Regions from separate parts of the Mus musculus genome. Here region 2 is linked to region 1. The links are chromatin loops, found by intact Hi-C in ENCODE. Cell type or tissue: left cerebral cortex. All regions are shown on one strand.

The links. Hi-C counts contacts between places; a loop is a spot of excess contacts. Peaks named below come from ENCODE experiments on the same cell type or tissue, not always from the same donor. Only the 100,000 strongest peaks of a DNase experiment are listed, where the experiment ranks them.
Region 2: it touches region 1 in a loop (7-fold over the local background); 15 of 42 quality-filtered maps call a loop at or near these places.

Annotation. Positions count from the first base shown.
Region 1 is chr1:51,939,373-51,947,372 of GRCm38, reverse strand. It overlaps the pseudogene Gm8420. Among named protein-coding and RNA genes, the nearest start is that of Gm33795, 27 kb to the right of the region's middle. In left cerebral cortex, a CTCF peak has its summit at 2,320 (motif pointing right); DNase peaks (open chromatin) are centred at 2,357 and 4,389.
Region 2 is chr1:51,665,473-51,673,472 of GRCm38, reverse strand. No RefSeq gene overlaps it. Among named protein-coding and RNA genes, the nearest start is that of Gm31636, 47 kb to the right of the region's middle. In left cerebral cortex, CTCF peaks have their summits at 1,860 and 4,409 (motif pointing left); DNase peaks (open chromatin) are centred at 1,957 and 4,392.

The DNA.
Region 1 (8,000 bases):
TCACCGGTGGTGACATTCTGATAGATCTCAGCACTGCTGCATGCCAGGACTTGGCTGTGGGCCCTTAGCCTATCCAATTCAATTAGAGTAACCTTCATTTAGTCCATTATAGGGAAGTGCTGTGCTAGGTATCTATCGTGTTGCTGCCAGACTGTTTCCCCAATAGGCCAAGCAGCATACATGGATCTCAACAGTTTGTAGCAGGGCTTCATGTATCATGGTGAAGAGAAGATGCCATTCTGTCTTCCAAACAGTTGAATGAGAACATCCGTTGTCCTGTCCTCCCCAGTGGAAACGTAAGAAACATGCGGCAGAGAGCTAAGTGCCGGGCAGTATTCTGTAGTTCAGAAGGGTTTCACAGGTAAAGTCCTCAACTCTACTATTTGAAGAGATCAACAAGGACCTGTAACTGAAGCCTCACAGGACATGAAGCATTCAGAGTTTAGAGGCTACTTCAGTGGGTTGAACCCCTTTTCTTCTGCATCCCCACTTGAGTAGCAATGATTGCTCCTGAAGATAGAGTGGTATTTGTGGGGTTTTTCTCCCTAAGCACAACAGGATATTTCCTGAGCATAATGGTTTACATCTGTAACCTCACCTTTGGGAGACTGGGACAGGACAATTGCAGAGAGTTCAAGGCCAGCCTAGATTCCTTAGTGAGAGATCATGTCTTGAAGACTATATTTGTATCATTTGGTGACTGGTGGATGAAAGGGAGCAGGAGAAGTCAGAAGTGGCTAGAAAAGCTAGCAGACAAACACGTTTTATAAAGACCCCACTTATTTAAATGTTTAAATCATAACAGAAATCCACTTATGACTTATGACCTGTTATTGGTACAGGAAGCTAACACAGGTATAATTAGAGCCTTCCTGCCTAGTTGTTGTGTGCTTTGTCCAGAGAGATGCTTTTTAGAAACTCAGGTGGTGTTTATCTTATAAAAGGTGCCCTGGCTTTGTGCACTCATTATGCAGTTAAAACCATGATGTCTAGAGCAGGCTACCAGAAACATAACCTCAGAGGAACTTCCCGATACCCAAGGCCTTGAAAGTGTGAATGGCAGGGAGGGAGACTGAGCTTTGACGTTCATGCTGTTTCCTCCCTGCCCCTCTATTGTCATTCTCCTGTTCTTCACTCTTAAGTTATTCACTGATACAGTCTCACTAAACAGCCAAAACTCAAACACATAGACATCTTCCTGCCTCACCTTCCCAAGCCCTGGGATTTACGTCATGAAGGCCTCTCAGCCCAGTGAAACATAAAGCTTTGGTTTATTTTTTCTTCCTAGGGATCATTTGGCTGCTACTCCATAGATCATGTCACAGCACTCCATTTTGAAACTAGAAGCCTTACAGCAAAAGGGGACATTTGGCATTTTTCTATCTGGGGTTCCCTGTGTGAGGCCATCTACACTCCTTCAAATGAATATATGCCTTGGAAGGATCCTGTTTACTTGTAAACAGCAAAAAGCATCTCATCATGGCTAAGTAGTCAGGTATCAGAAATGGAGGCTCGTTATGTTAAGTTACCTGGCAGGGAGGGGGAGTGGCTCAGGAAGGGAGGGGCATTAGCTGGGCTCACCAGACATAAAGGGCATCTCCACTTAGATCTGACCTCACTTCTTACTGATCACAAAGTAAGCCTGTGGAATCTAAGTTATTAGTGGGTGGGGACTCTTGTCTCTCGTTGCTTTCTAGCCTGCTTCATCAGATAACTGGAAAGGGTTTCTAGAATAAATGGGAACTTTAATCTGTGGCTGGAAGTCTACTTCTAATGTTTGACCTTCTCTCTCAAAGCAGCCTGTTTACAAAGGGGATGATCCCCAGGAATTCCAGAAATTACTAGGTTTATTTTCTCTTAATTCTGTATTTTCGTTCTCAATGGGATAATGAAGGTAATATATAATGCTTTATTGAATATCTTTTGTATGTCAGGAGCTGTCCTAGCACCTTACATGCACTAATTTATTTAAATCACTTTGCCCACATGACATAAATGTTATTATCACCATTGTACAGACAGAAATTCCAAATATTAGAATATAAGTCTTTTGCATATACATTTTCCCTTTCTATGAAAAATGAGAAAGGTATTCAGTAAGAAAGATAAAATTTTGACTTGTTTCTAAGCAAACTTCATAGTTTACTCAATAGAAAGCAAACATAATATAAAATAATAAAAAGGTGGATAATCCTTTAGGATTCTGGCACTGTGCTAAAACTATTACTGTATAACAGTATATTCAACTAACTCCTAAAATCCTCGTGGATATGGAGTTGTGGATATTAAAACTGAGGTTAAGGAGAAACAAAAACTGTCCACCAGGTGGCACTCATTCCTCCGAATGAAGGGCATGGATCGGAACCCTTGGGGATCATGTTCTCAATGATGCTTAGGATTCAAGTGCAGGGTGGCCTCCAAATTCCTAGGCTGAGAGCTTTTATTGAGGAGTATTGAGGAGCAAGATGCCCTCAAGTGAACTCTACCTGTTCTGCAATAGTGAGAATATGTTTAGGTACATAGCAGTCAGCATGGCTTAGACTCTCCACTGTAGACGGTGAATGTCGGGCTCAGCTTCAAATCCAATTTTAAGTGCAGTTTTTTTCTGGTTGCAGCCCTATTGCTTACTGGTTGTATGACCTCAGGGACCTTAGGGTCCTCACCCATGAGGGACAATCATTAGACCTACTTGACTATTCTTTGCATGAAGTTATATTCATGTAACTCTGTAGCTGACTATCAAATACAACAGCAATTTCTCTTGGCTCATAATACACTATTGAGGACAGTAACTCAACTTCCTTTTCTAAGACAGGCGTTTACTGCATAAGAGCGAGAGATATTGGTTTTGCATCTCAGCAAGCTAGCTAGTTCCAAGCTGAAGACCTAGGGAGGAAAATAATGAGAGAAAAGTAAGAAATTTAAAAAGTAAATAATTTAAATTTTTTGGCCGTGGGCCAAAGGCTTCCAGTTGCAGGTGAAAGAAAGGATATTTGCATGGGCAAGAAAGCAGGTAAATTCAAACACGTGATCAAAGTCCAGGGACAGAGGGCTCAAGGGACCACTTACTGGAGAGAAGGTCACTTCAGAGGGTTTTAAACAGAAGCATCATGTAATATTGCTTGAAGAAGAGCAATTTGTTTTTTGTTTTTGTTTTGTTTTTTCCAGACAAGGTTTCTCTATATAACAGCCCCTGGCTATCCTGGAACTTACTATGTAAATCAGGCTGTCCTCGAACTCACAGAGATCCACCTGCCTCTGCCTCCTGAGTGCTGGGATTAAAAGTATACACCACCCCGCCTGACTAAGAAGAGCAATTAAAAAAAAATGGGCTGGAGAGATGGCTCAGTGGGTAAGAACTCTGATTGCTCTTCCGAAGGTCCTGAGTTCAAATCCCAGCAACCACATGGTGGCTCACAACCATCCATAATGAGGTCTGACACCTTCTTCTGGTGCGTCTGAAGTCAGCTACAGTGTACTTATGTATAATAGTAAATAAATCTTTAAAAATATATTGGTGAGAAACAGAAAGATCTATTCAATGTGGCAACATTTTGAAAGGAGACGAAGAGATCCAGTGACCTCTCTGCTCAAATACATCTTCTTTAGTTTCCTAATGGGTGGGAAAGGCATAAGTAGAAAGAGTGAGCTCTACACAACTAAGCAGTCCGGTCAACGTGAGGTCCCACTCAACACCAATGCGTAGGCTCAAGTTCTCTAGCAAGGCCAGCTGACAAGGTGAGACAAGTTCCTCCTCTAGCCGCCCTTATGTCCCAAGCCCTTCCTTCTCCCAGCATGAGATTCCTAAGGCTATTTCTGTTTCTCGGGGTCTATTGTTTCAACAGTCTGATAGTTGAGGGAGAGGGGCACGTACGTACTTCTTTAAAATGATTTCCTTCCTGCCCAGGTGGTTACATTTTCCTGATAATATGTTTAAGAGGCATCATGAGAACTGAAATGAAAAAGCTGAATTGAAGAAGTGAGATGGGGCTGGAAACACTGCTTTGGGAGTCTTGTATTACTTCAACCCCAGAATGAAGGCTCGTCAGCCACAGAGGCAAGAAACGGATGGATGCAAGAGGCACGGTAGACCTGTCGACCAGACAGGCTTGGTAGACTAGATGTCTGAAGGGTGGAGGCAAGAGCTGACAGGGTTGTCATCTCCCAAGACAAAATCTTGTACAAGTAGCAGTTTGGGAAGTAGGTTCATGTGTTCATTTCTAGGTGAATTTTCAGTTCAAGAGGAACAGTTGAGTCCAGGCTGCACCTTACTCTAAGTTACTCCATATTGTATACAACAGAGGTTTCCCAAGCTGTGTCTTGGCCTCAGAAAATCCATTTTATAAATAACGTTTGGCTCCATTTTGAGAGAAAAAAAAGATTGTGGCCCTTGGGTGCACCCACACACCACACCATCTGTCAGGTATACAAGCTTGTGTAACACAAGATCATACATGACTTATTCCTAGGAATAGAGGGTGCTGCCATCTATTTTTGGGGGGTGAATTGAGGATGGATATGGGAGGGAGTACTTGAGTACATTAAAATCTTATCAGGAGCTGAGCCTTTAGTCCCAGCACTTGGGAGGCAGAGGCAGGTAAATCTCTATGTTTGAGGACAGTCCAGTCTACAGAGTGAGTTTCAGGACAGCCAGGGCTACAGAGAAACCCTGTCTGTCTAAAAATCAAAAAACAAACAAAGTGGCCTGTTCTGTCTGGGAGCTTGAATATGTTTTCAGTTAGGCAGGAAAAGCTTCCCTCTCTGCTTGGACCCATCCAACTGTGGCTGTGGGTTGTCCAATGACAGCAAGCTGTAGTTCCAAGGACAGGCTGCATAAGCACCCAGGGTTCTCCATTCGTGGCTGCAGCTTCAGAGTTCAAGAGCTGTTGCCATCCTCAGGCCGCTGCTACCAGTCAGAGGGGACTCTTACCATTATTAATTGATTTGACATACCAGAATAATAATATTTGTATTTATGTGTCACATTTTACATTTTTATTCCAGGGGGTAGGTGGCACTGATGAAGAATACAAAACTTAAGGAGCCTTGCTCCCCAGGAACTGAGGGTCATGCCTGGAGAAATGGCACCACTTCTATGTTATGGAAACATAAATTTCAACTGATCCCTTCTTGTGCCTGACTCTTGTACAAACTAGGTGCACCCAGCCCTTCAGGTGCAGAGGAGACTGTGTTTTCCTGACTACTATTACCAGATTGAGTGAAACATGTCATTTTCTCAGACCCATTCCTCTAGGCCCTGCTTCAGTCCATAGCAGCCCCCAGTTTCCTTTAGCAGCTTGAATGTTCATGGAAACAGTTGCAAAAGAATTTCATTCTTGTGTTTTCTTGTAGTCTTTTGAGATTCTTCCTTTTGAAGCCACACTGTAGGCATCTACTGACTCAAAAAAATAAACACGTGTTTTTCTGAGTTGAGTTCAAATGTATCAAACCTACAGGGAATAGAGTGTTCTCCAGCAAAGTTAATGGTCTCGGCAAACACCATGACACAGGAACAAGATTTCCCACCGCAAAGGGTCAGCTGATGGGTCAAGTGCAATGGGCTCTGCTGACTGTTAGAGGGGAAATCAAGAACATCAGCTGCCAGTTTGTTTCCAATGAGGACAACAGAAACCTTGGGTGATTAGGGTGACTGCCCCTAATTGCAGCTAGAGCCTGAGAAAGCTTCCCGATGCTTGAAGTAGCTATAGTATCTGCCTATAGAATCTGTCCTGACTCAGGAGGGCTGAGGCTGCATCCCAGAGTGCCCTATTCTGCTTGACGTAGGTGGGAGAATAGTTCCTGAGTACCCATAAACAGCACAGATTTTCTGAAGTGCTCTGTATAGCCCCAGCCTCACCCTAAGGGCATACAGGGAACTCAGAAGACACTTTGATAGCAGGGACAGGCAAGAGCCCTTCCGAAGCCCGTTATATGTGACCAGTGTCCATCCAATCAGCCCTTTGAGTTGCTGGACCTCAAAGAGCAGAAGAGGCGATAAAATCTATTTCCCTTTGCTCCCCATCTTTTTCCTTTCAAACTTATAGCTCATAGAAGGTGAGTCCCTGAAAGGCTTCTTCCTTTCGTCTGGCGGCAGCCATCAGGTGAGCAAAGATGGGTGCATACAAATACATCCAGGAGCTATGGAGGAAGAAGCAGTCCGACGTGATGCGCTTTCTTCTGAGGGTCCGCTGCTGGCAATACCGCCAGCTCTCTGCACTGCACAGGGCTCCCTGCCCCACCCAGCCTGATAAAGCTCGAAGACTAGGGTACAAGGCTAAGCAAGGCTATGTCATTTACAGGATTCGTGTCCGCCGTGGTGGTCGTAAACGCCCAGTTCCTAAGGGTGCAACTTACCGCAAGCCTGTCCACCATGGTGTTAACCTGCTGAAACTTGCCCGAAGCCTTCAGTCTGTTGCTGAGGAGAGAGCTGGGCGCCATTGTGGGGCTTTGAAAGTCCTGAATTCCTACTGGGTTGGTGAAGATTCCACATACAAATATTTTGAGGTTATCCTCATTGATCTGTTCCATAAAGCTATCAGAAGAAATCCTGACACCCAGAGGATCACCAAACCAGTCCACAAACACAGAGAGATGCGTGGGCTGACATCTGCTGGCCGAAAGAGCCGTGGCCTTGGAAAGGGCCACAAGTTCCATCACACTATTGGTGGTTCCCGCAGTGAAGCCTGGAGAAGGCGCAATATTCTCCAAGGAGAAGGAAGGAAGGAAGAAAGAAAGAGAGTCCCAGAATTGTTTCTGCCGCTCAGAAAACTTGAGTCTGACATTAAGAGTAGATTGTTTTTTATATTATTGTACCATTTTGTTGCTGAGAAATAAAACATCTTTTGCACATTTGAGTTTGTGGATAGAGATTTATATTCCATTCCTGTGTAGTAGTTATCTTTCCTTGCATTAATGACTGGTGTCCACTGTTAACAAGAGGTCTCCCCTTATGAGAGGAAGCCCTATAGCATAGAATGGGTAGGACATCCGGTTGTTCAGCTTGGACATCATTTGGAACATGCATAATATCCCCAGCTATTCATTTTTCACATCAAGTGATGAAAAAATATTTGTCCAATACCTGTCTGTCTTAGTCACTTTTTTTGTGGCTGTGAAGAGACACCATGACCAAAGCAACTCTTATAAGGAAAAGCATTTAACTGGAGGCTGGCTTACAGTTTCAGAGGTTCAGTCCATCATCATCATGGTTAGGAGCATGGCAGCAGGCAGGCACACATGTATGTGCTGGAGGAGTAGCTAAGAGCTACATCCTGATCCATATATGGAAAGGAGAAGAGGGAAACGGAGAGAGACTGGGCCTGGCATCGGCTTTTGAAGCCTCAAAGCCTGCCATCTCCAGTGACACACTTCCTTTAACAAGGCCACGCCCACTCCAAAGGGCATGCCTCAGAATGCTGGTAATCCTTTCAAACAGTTCCAAACTGTTTGAAAATCTTTTTAAATTTTCTGCTAACCAAGCATTCATGTATAGGAACCTATGGAGTCCATTCTTTTTCCAATCGTCACACTATCATGGTCAAGGTCATACTTTGGTATTTTCCTTGGGACATAGTCAATCAAGGGACTTACTAGAAACAGAGATATGTTATAGCTGAGTGTATTGAACATACATTGATTTTGAGATCCCATATGGCAGACATATGATTTTAAATGTGTGTATGTATACACATACACACAAATATATAATTTTATATTATATATTACTAAATATAATATATGACTGTCTTAATTAGGGTTTTACTATTGTGAACAGACATCACCACCAAGGCAAGTCTTATAAAGGACATCATTTAATTGGAGCTGGCTTACAGGTTTAGAAGTTCAGTCTATTATCATCAAGGTGGGAGTATAGCAGCATCTAGACAGGCATGGTGCAGGAGGAGCTAAGAATTCTACATTTTCATCTGAAGGCTGCTAGTGGAAGACTGGCTTTCAGGAAGCTAGGAGGAAGGTCTTAAAGCCCATGCCCACAGTGACAC
Region 2 (8,000 bases), 270 kb after region 1:
GTCCCTTTTGGGCCAAGAATTTGAGCAGAAGTGGTGATCTTACCTGTGTTCACAGGTGTGTCTGCACTCCTGGGAGACCAGCTCTCTCCCAATGGTAATTGAGTGTGGAGCGCTGTGGCACAGTATCAGCTCTGGGCGCAGACCCCTTCAATTCTTTAGCAGATACTTAGCTACCTGTTGTGTACAAGACATTGTGCTAGAAAATGAACAGCATTCACTGCCATCATGTTCCAGAGATTACAGTATAATACAGTATAAAAGTGAGTGCTCTATCCCATAGGAAAGCAGAATTGCAGGAACTTCACACCCACCAGCTTAGTTTTGCTGTTTGAGGATGCACACTTTATACCCTTAGATGGAGCAGTGGCAGGACAACATCCATGTCTGGTGCAGGGAAGGGTAGGATCCAGAGACCTTGTCAGTGAAGGTGGGACCCAGGATTGGGAATGAACATTCAGTGCAGTGAAACCGGAGTCCCTGTATAGAACAGAAATCTCACTTTAAGAATACATAGCAGGGACGCTTCCTCATATGTACGCACGGCTCACAAGCAGCATGCTCAACACAGCGTTTTCATTGACAGAAAAGAGTTCCAGCAACCAGAATGACCAGCAGTGAGGGATTCAAACAATGGCATAAGATTCTGAGGTTTAAAAAAATGAATGGGTTACATAGAGGAATGTGGGAAATTTTCTTGAGTTAACAAAAAAAAATTACAAAAAGACTAATCTATCTCTTGTCTAATTTAACCTCTTATAGTACTAGTATGTGTTATTATTACACAGTAAAATGCTAAAATGAATACAGGAAGAAGAAAGAGCCATGAGTGGTGTGGAACAAGGAGGGAAGGGTTAGTTTCATATGTGCTGTTGTTTCATAAGAATAAAAGTGTACATGGCAAAAATATTGGCAATATATTAAACACAGAAGCTTATATACGCTTTTGTTATTTGCTATACTGTCCAGTATGATTGGTATATTTAATAAACAATGTCTATAATACTAGTGTAGTTATTGCATATGTAAAATGTTATCATATTAATCATTTAGGTATATTGTCCATTGATATCAAGAATCTTTACATTGTTGTGTGGTGTCCCTATTACCTGTCTTCAGAATGCTTTCTCTTTGCCCAGACTGTAATCTTCTCTACTAGACATTAACACTCCAGGCTTTCCCTATGCCAGACTCCTGTAACCATTGTATACTTTCTGACTCTAAGACATGGTCACCCCAGTTACTGCATGGATGTGTATCATACTTGTCCTTTGGTAAACTGTCATATTCACGTAGTGTTATGTCATCTAGGTCCGTGGGTGCTGTAGCATATTTCAGACTTCCTTCTGTTTTAAAGCCAAATAGTATCCAATTGAACATAAACATCAAATCTTGCTTATCCATTCAGTGGTCAATGGGGACTGTGGTTTGCTTATACCATTTGGCTACTGAGAAATTGTAATATTTCACACTGAATTTAAGCACATTTTACACTGAAATTAAGAATTAATAACATGGAAGTATACTATTGTATCTTAGTAGTGGAGAGGCAGACAGGTAAGGTCCCTGGGGCTCACTGGCATCCAGCCTAGTTGAATGGATGACCTTGTCTTAAAGATAAAAATGGACAGTGTCCTAAGGAGTGACATTTGAGGTTGACTTCAGGATTCTATGTGCATGGGGACACGTAATTGTACACACACACACACACACACACACACACACACACACACACACAAGTAGAATTTTCTTTGTGCACTCAGGAATAAGCAGCACTTGTGAATATTGTTTGTCCTTTCACAGGCAAAGCAGCAGGAGCCATTCCCACTATCCTGCCATTGGCAGCGCTGCCTGTGGGTGGCTGCTGCCCTCTGCCTCGCCTTATGCTGCCACTGCTGCTACCACTCAGCACAATGTTCTGGCTCAAGCCTAACAGTTTCCTTCTGGTTGAAGCTGACAGAAGCCAGGAAGGAAATGAGTCTTGGGCAATTGGCAGGTAGTTAAGTACTGGAGCTGAGGAGAAGGGCTTTGAGCCCTGTGCTGGAAAGTTGTCTGTAGCAGAGGCAGCTCCAGCCCCACCCAGTTCCTGCTTGCAGCCCTCCTGTCTCCTGGGCACCATGCCTCGCCACTATTGCTTGTCTGAATGCTTCCAGATGCTGGTCTGCCAGGGCTTCTCAGGGGGTCTGAGAGGATCTGGCCTCTCTGTCTTACCAGTGTTACACAGATTCATGCTATATTGATAATGCAAATGATAGTGACTTATCTGGTTAAACAGCAAGTATAAAGATGAAGATGCAAACCACTGAGCAGCTCTATGGAAGCCTAGTTTGAAACTGGCTATATCCAGTTAGAAATTAGAACCCTGTTCTAAGGGTCCTCAATGAATGAGCTAGAGAAAAGACCCAAGGAGCTGAAGGGGTTCGCAGCCCCATAGGAGAAACAACAATATGAACCAATCAGTACCCCCACAACTCCTAGGGACTAAACTACCAACCAAAGAATACACATGGTGGGACTCATGGCTCCAGCTGCATATGTAGCAGAGGATGGCCTAATCAGTCATCAATGGGAGGAGAGGCCCTTGGTCCTGTGAAGGCTCTAAGACCCAGTGTAGGGGAATGCCGGGACCAGGTAGCAGGAGTGGGTGGGTTGGTGAGCAGGGGAAGGAGAGAGGGGATAAGGGCATTTCGGAGGGGAAACCAGGAAAGGGGATAATATTTGAAATGTAAATAAAGAAAATATCTAATAAAAAGAAAGAAGAAAAGTTAAAAAGGAAAAAAAAAGAAAAGAAACCCTGTTCTAAAGAGCACTGGCAGATAATTATGTGTGAAAGGCAAGAAAGATTCTTATTTACAACACGTCAAGCCAGCTAGCTCATTTCTCTCTCTCTCTCTCTCTCTCTCTCTCTCTCTCTCTCTCTCTCTCTCTCTGTGTGTGTGTGTGTGTGTGTGTGTGTGTGCGTGTGTTTCTCCTTCTTCATTGCCTGAATGCCATCTTAGATACATCTCCTAGACCCTTAAGGTTCCTCAGGGCACAATCAGAAAATTTCTGATATGTTTAATTCTAAGGATACTCTTTAAACTGTTAGCATCTCTATATAGGTTCGAGTACTTGCCTAACATATATGAAGTCCTAGGTTCAATCCCCAGAGACAGAACATGCCTGTAATCCTAGCATTTGGTTAAAACCAAGTCTAAGTACCTCAGAAAGGAAGTGGCTTAATGTGAACAGCTCCCTCTGAGGGCACAGCCATAGTAACGGTCTAGTATGGTTTCCATGGCAGCAACATGAAAAGCAAAGTTTCTTGGTGACTACAGACTAATTTAGCTGTTAAGGAGGCCAATGCTGGCACACATAGCACAAGCAGATCAAACATGTAGGTTGAACTTCAACCACTTCTACTGGGAATGGTACTCATCGAGTCTGGGGTCATATACTAGCCAGGAGACCAGTGGGACAGCACTGGCTTAGCCGCCCAGCTTCAGTTGTCTTTGAAGAAAATGTCTGGAGAATGAGCCACAAAGGAGAAAACAGGGACTGGGTAGCCAGCTGAGAGTCGTTGGGACAGCGACAAACTGGAGAAGCAGGCTTTGTGGGAGATGGCTGTAGTCTTTTTTTCTTTTTTTAAGATTTATTTATTATATGTAAGTACACTGTAGTTGTCATCAGACACACCAGAAGAGGACATCAGATCTCATTACAGATGGTTGTGAGCCACCATGTGGTTGCTGGGATTTGAACTCGGGACCTTTGGAAGAACAGTCAGTGTTCTTAATCACTGAGCCATCTCACCAGCCCGGCTGTGGTCTTTTTTAAAGGTTGACTTGGCAAATAGGTATGAATACTGTGTTGCAAAGGGACTCTTTGATTTTAAAAGACCATCTTTAAAATGTCTTTGGGAATTTCAAGAAGGTTTGGGACAGAATATTGTCTTATTCCTGTAAGTATATTATATCAGATTTTCCTTTCCCAGTACTGCTCCTGGAATGATGACTCTGAGACTCAATGTTTATTAATAAAGGCCTAGGCCATAAGCTTTGGCTCATTGGCTAGCTCATAACTTACTTAACCATTTAAACTATTCTATGTCTACCACTTGGTTAGTAACCTCTTCTTCAGTTCCTGTCTGCTTTTTCACTTGTGTGTCCTCAGAGTTTCTCTGCTGGTTTATGTCCATCCCCTCAGTCTGGGTCTATCCCTCCAAATGTTCTGCTTAATCACTATTTTATACTCTCACTATTTCCCAGAATCCTCTCTCTTCCTGTCAGTGTCCCACTTCCTATTTCTTGCCTCAGCTCATTGGTCATAGGCTTTTTTTATTGACAGGTGATGCTTATAAGAGATTCTCCCTACATTTCCCTTTTTGGCTTCCCTAAGGAAATTCAGCATGAGCCTGACTCCCCCTTGTGGAATAAGTTTCATGGTTTGCTACAGTTTTCCATGGAGGAAAGGGAAGCTTCAGAGGCCCTGTTACTCCATTGTCTTTCTTGGCCCAAGAACAGAAAGTACTAGCTTAAAAAAGAAAGAAAGAAAAAAAGTTTTACTTCTTTGAATCATACAAGTACTTTGAATTAACCTTTTCTTCCAGCACTTTGTAAAACTAAAGCTCTGCCTGTGAAATTTAGTGCCTAAGGAGAGAATGACCCAGGTGTGGTGGTGCACATCTTTAATCCCAGTACCTGGGAGTCAGAGGCAAGTGGGATCTCTGTTAGTCCCAGGACAGCCTGGTCTACACAGTGAGTTCAAGAACTGCCTTGACACGGAGAAACCTTGTCTTGAACTCTGTGTGCCCCTCCCCAAAGAGTTAAATTATTTTAAGACGATTCAACTGTTTATATTAGGGTTATTGCCATTTCTATTTTATGCTTAATGAAAGTCTATGGCAGAACTGAGTTTGTGTCACTGTGACCATGTTCTCTGTAGAATTCTTAGCAATAATTACACATACCACAATACTCCATGCTTATTGATCATGTCCCTCTTGCCAAGTAATGAGCCAAACACCTCTCCTACATTGCCGTTCTAACTCTTGACAGCAGAATTATTAGTCTTAGTTCTACTGAGATATCGAGGTTTAAAGAGCTTAGGTAACTGACTTAAGGTCACATAACAAGTTGCTGAAGCTTAAAACCGACAAATAACAGAACACATATTTTTTTTTAATTAGGTATTTAGCTCATTTACATTTCCAATGCTATACCAAAAGTCCCCCTTACCCACCCACCCCCACTCCCCTACCCACCCACTCCCCCCCTTTGGCCCTGGCGTTCCCCTGTACCGGGGCACACAAAGTCTGCGTGTCCAATGGGCCTCTCTTTCCAGTGATGGCCGACTAGGCCATCTTTTGATACAACAGAACACATATTAACTTGATTTAAAGTTTTGGCCTCTGGTAGATCTTCTGTAAGAGCTTTAATTGAGAGTGTAGTGTAGCAATTTCTTTCAAACATTTCTTGCTGGGGCAGAGAGACCCCTAAAGACCCAAGAAGTAAAGGAAATTGACAAGGTGCCAGGAAGCTTTTGAAATTTACAAAATTAAGGTCCCTCCCCCAAGGCTAAGATAGAGGAACTCAGCTAGGGACAGGGGAAGTTTAGCTCAGCAGTTTTGCAGGGATCTGCGGAGAAGCAGCTTTTGAGACTTGTCACTAGTGGGTGAGGTGGGCTTTTTGGTGCTTCCCCTGCCTTTGAGTCAGTAATTTATCACCCACATTCCTACAAGAATCCCAAAAAGCCCACTGATTGATTCACCAAGCCAGACATTTGTGGAATTGTTTTCTTGATCTGTTTATTGGTGCCCAGTTTTGGGTGAGTAGATTTTAATCATCACATCTCTTCAGGGAAGAAGTCACACAACAATCAGCTTGTAAAAAAAAAAAAAATCTTGGTTCTGGGACTCCACCGAAAGTAGTCTACACAGGTGAAAGTGTGGACTACGGAGGCTAGCAGCTTCTGGGATGGGCAGGAGCCACAGAGCTTCTGAGGTGGCACCCTTTTCAGGCTCCAGACATCCGGCCACCCACCCGGCCAGAGGACGGGTGTCCCCCAGTCCGGGAGGCTTTTGCCTCAGGATCGGCAGGAGCCATCCTGGTTCCGGGACTCTACCGAAAGTAGTCTGCACAGATGAGTGTGTGGACTGCAGGAGCTGGCAGCTTCTGTGACAGGCCAAAGCAACACAGCTTCTGGGAAGGATCCTGTTTTGGGCCTTCATCTTCGGCCAGGAGGAGGTCTGAATGCCAGATATCTGTGCACCTTCCCTGTAAGAGGAGAGCTTGCCTGCAGAGAGTGCTCTGACCACTGAAACTCAGAGGAGAGCGCTAGTCTCCCAGGTCTGCTGATAGAGGGTAACAAAATCACCAGAGGAACAATCTCTAAACAGAGACAACTATAACAACTAACTCCAGAGATTACCAGATGGCGAAAGGTAAACATAAGAATCTTACTAACAGAAACCAAGACCACTCACCATCATCAGAACCCAGCACTCCCACTTCACCCAGTCCAGGGCACCCCAACACACCCGAAAAGCTAGACCCAGATTTAAAAGCATATCTCATAATGATGCTAGAGGACATCAAGAAGGACTTTAATAACTCTCTTAAAGAAATACAGGAGAACACTGCTAAACAGATAGAAGACATTAAAGAGGAAGCACAAAAATCCCTTAAAGAATTGCAGGAAAACACAACCAAACAGGTGATGGAATTGAATAAAACCATCCAAGACCTAAAAAGGGAAGTAGACACAATAAAGAAAACCCTAAGTGAGGAAACACTTGAGATAGAAACCCTAGGAAAGAAATCTGGAACCATATATGTGACCATCAGCAACAGAATAAAAGAGATGGAAGAGAGAATCTCAGGTGCAGAAGATTCCATAGAGAACATCGGCACAACAATCAAAGAAAATGGAAAATTCAAAAAGATTCTAACTCAAAACATCCAGGAAATCCAGGACACAATGAGTAGACCAAACCTACGGATAATAGGAATATATGAGAATGAAGATTTTTCAACTCAAAGAACCGGCAAATATCTTCAACAAAATTATAGAAGAAAACTTCCCAAACCTAAAAAAAGAGATGCCCATGAACATACGAGAAGCCTACAGAACTCCAAATAGACTGGACCAGAAAAGAAATTCCTCCCGACACATAATAATCAGAACAACAAATGCACTAAATAAAGATAGAATATTAAAAGCAGTAAGGGAGAAAGGTCAAGTAACATATAAAGAATTACACCAGATTTTTCACCAGAGACTATGAAAGCCAGAAGAGCCTGGACAGATGTTATACAGACACTAAGAGAACACAAATGCCAGCCCAGGCTACTATACCCAGCCAAACTCTCAATTACCATAGATGGAGAAACCAAAGTATTCCATGACAAAACCAAATTCACACATTATCTTTCCACGAATTCAGCCCTTCAGAGGATAATAACAGAAAAAAAACCAATACAAGGACGGGAACCACGTCCTAGAAAATGCAAGAAGGTAATTCCTCAACAAACCTAAAAGAAGACAGCCACAAGAACAGGATGCCAACTTTAACAACAAAAATAATAGGAAGCAACAATTACTTTTCCTTAATATCTCTTAATATCAATGGTCTCAATTCCCCAATAAAAAGACATAGACTAACAGACTGGCTACACAAAGAGGACCCAACATTCTGCTGCTTACAGGAAATCCATCTCAGGGAAAAAGACAGACACTACCTCAGAGTGAAAGGCTGGAAAACAATTTTCCAAGCAAATGGTCTGAAGAAACAAGCTGGAGTAGCCATTCTAATATCTAGTAAAATCGACTTTCAACCCAAAGTTATCAAAAAAGACAAGGAGGGACACTTCATACTCATCAAAGGTATAATCCTCCAAGAGATATCAATTCTGAATATCTATGCTCCAAATGCAAGGGCAGCTACATTCATTAAAGACACTTTAGAAAGGTCAAAGCACACATTGCACCTTACACAATAATAGTGGGAGACTTCAACACACCAC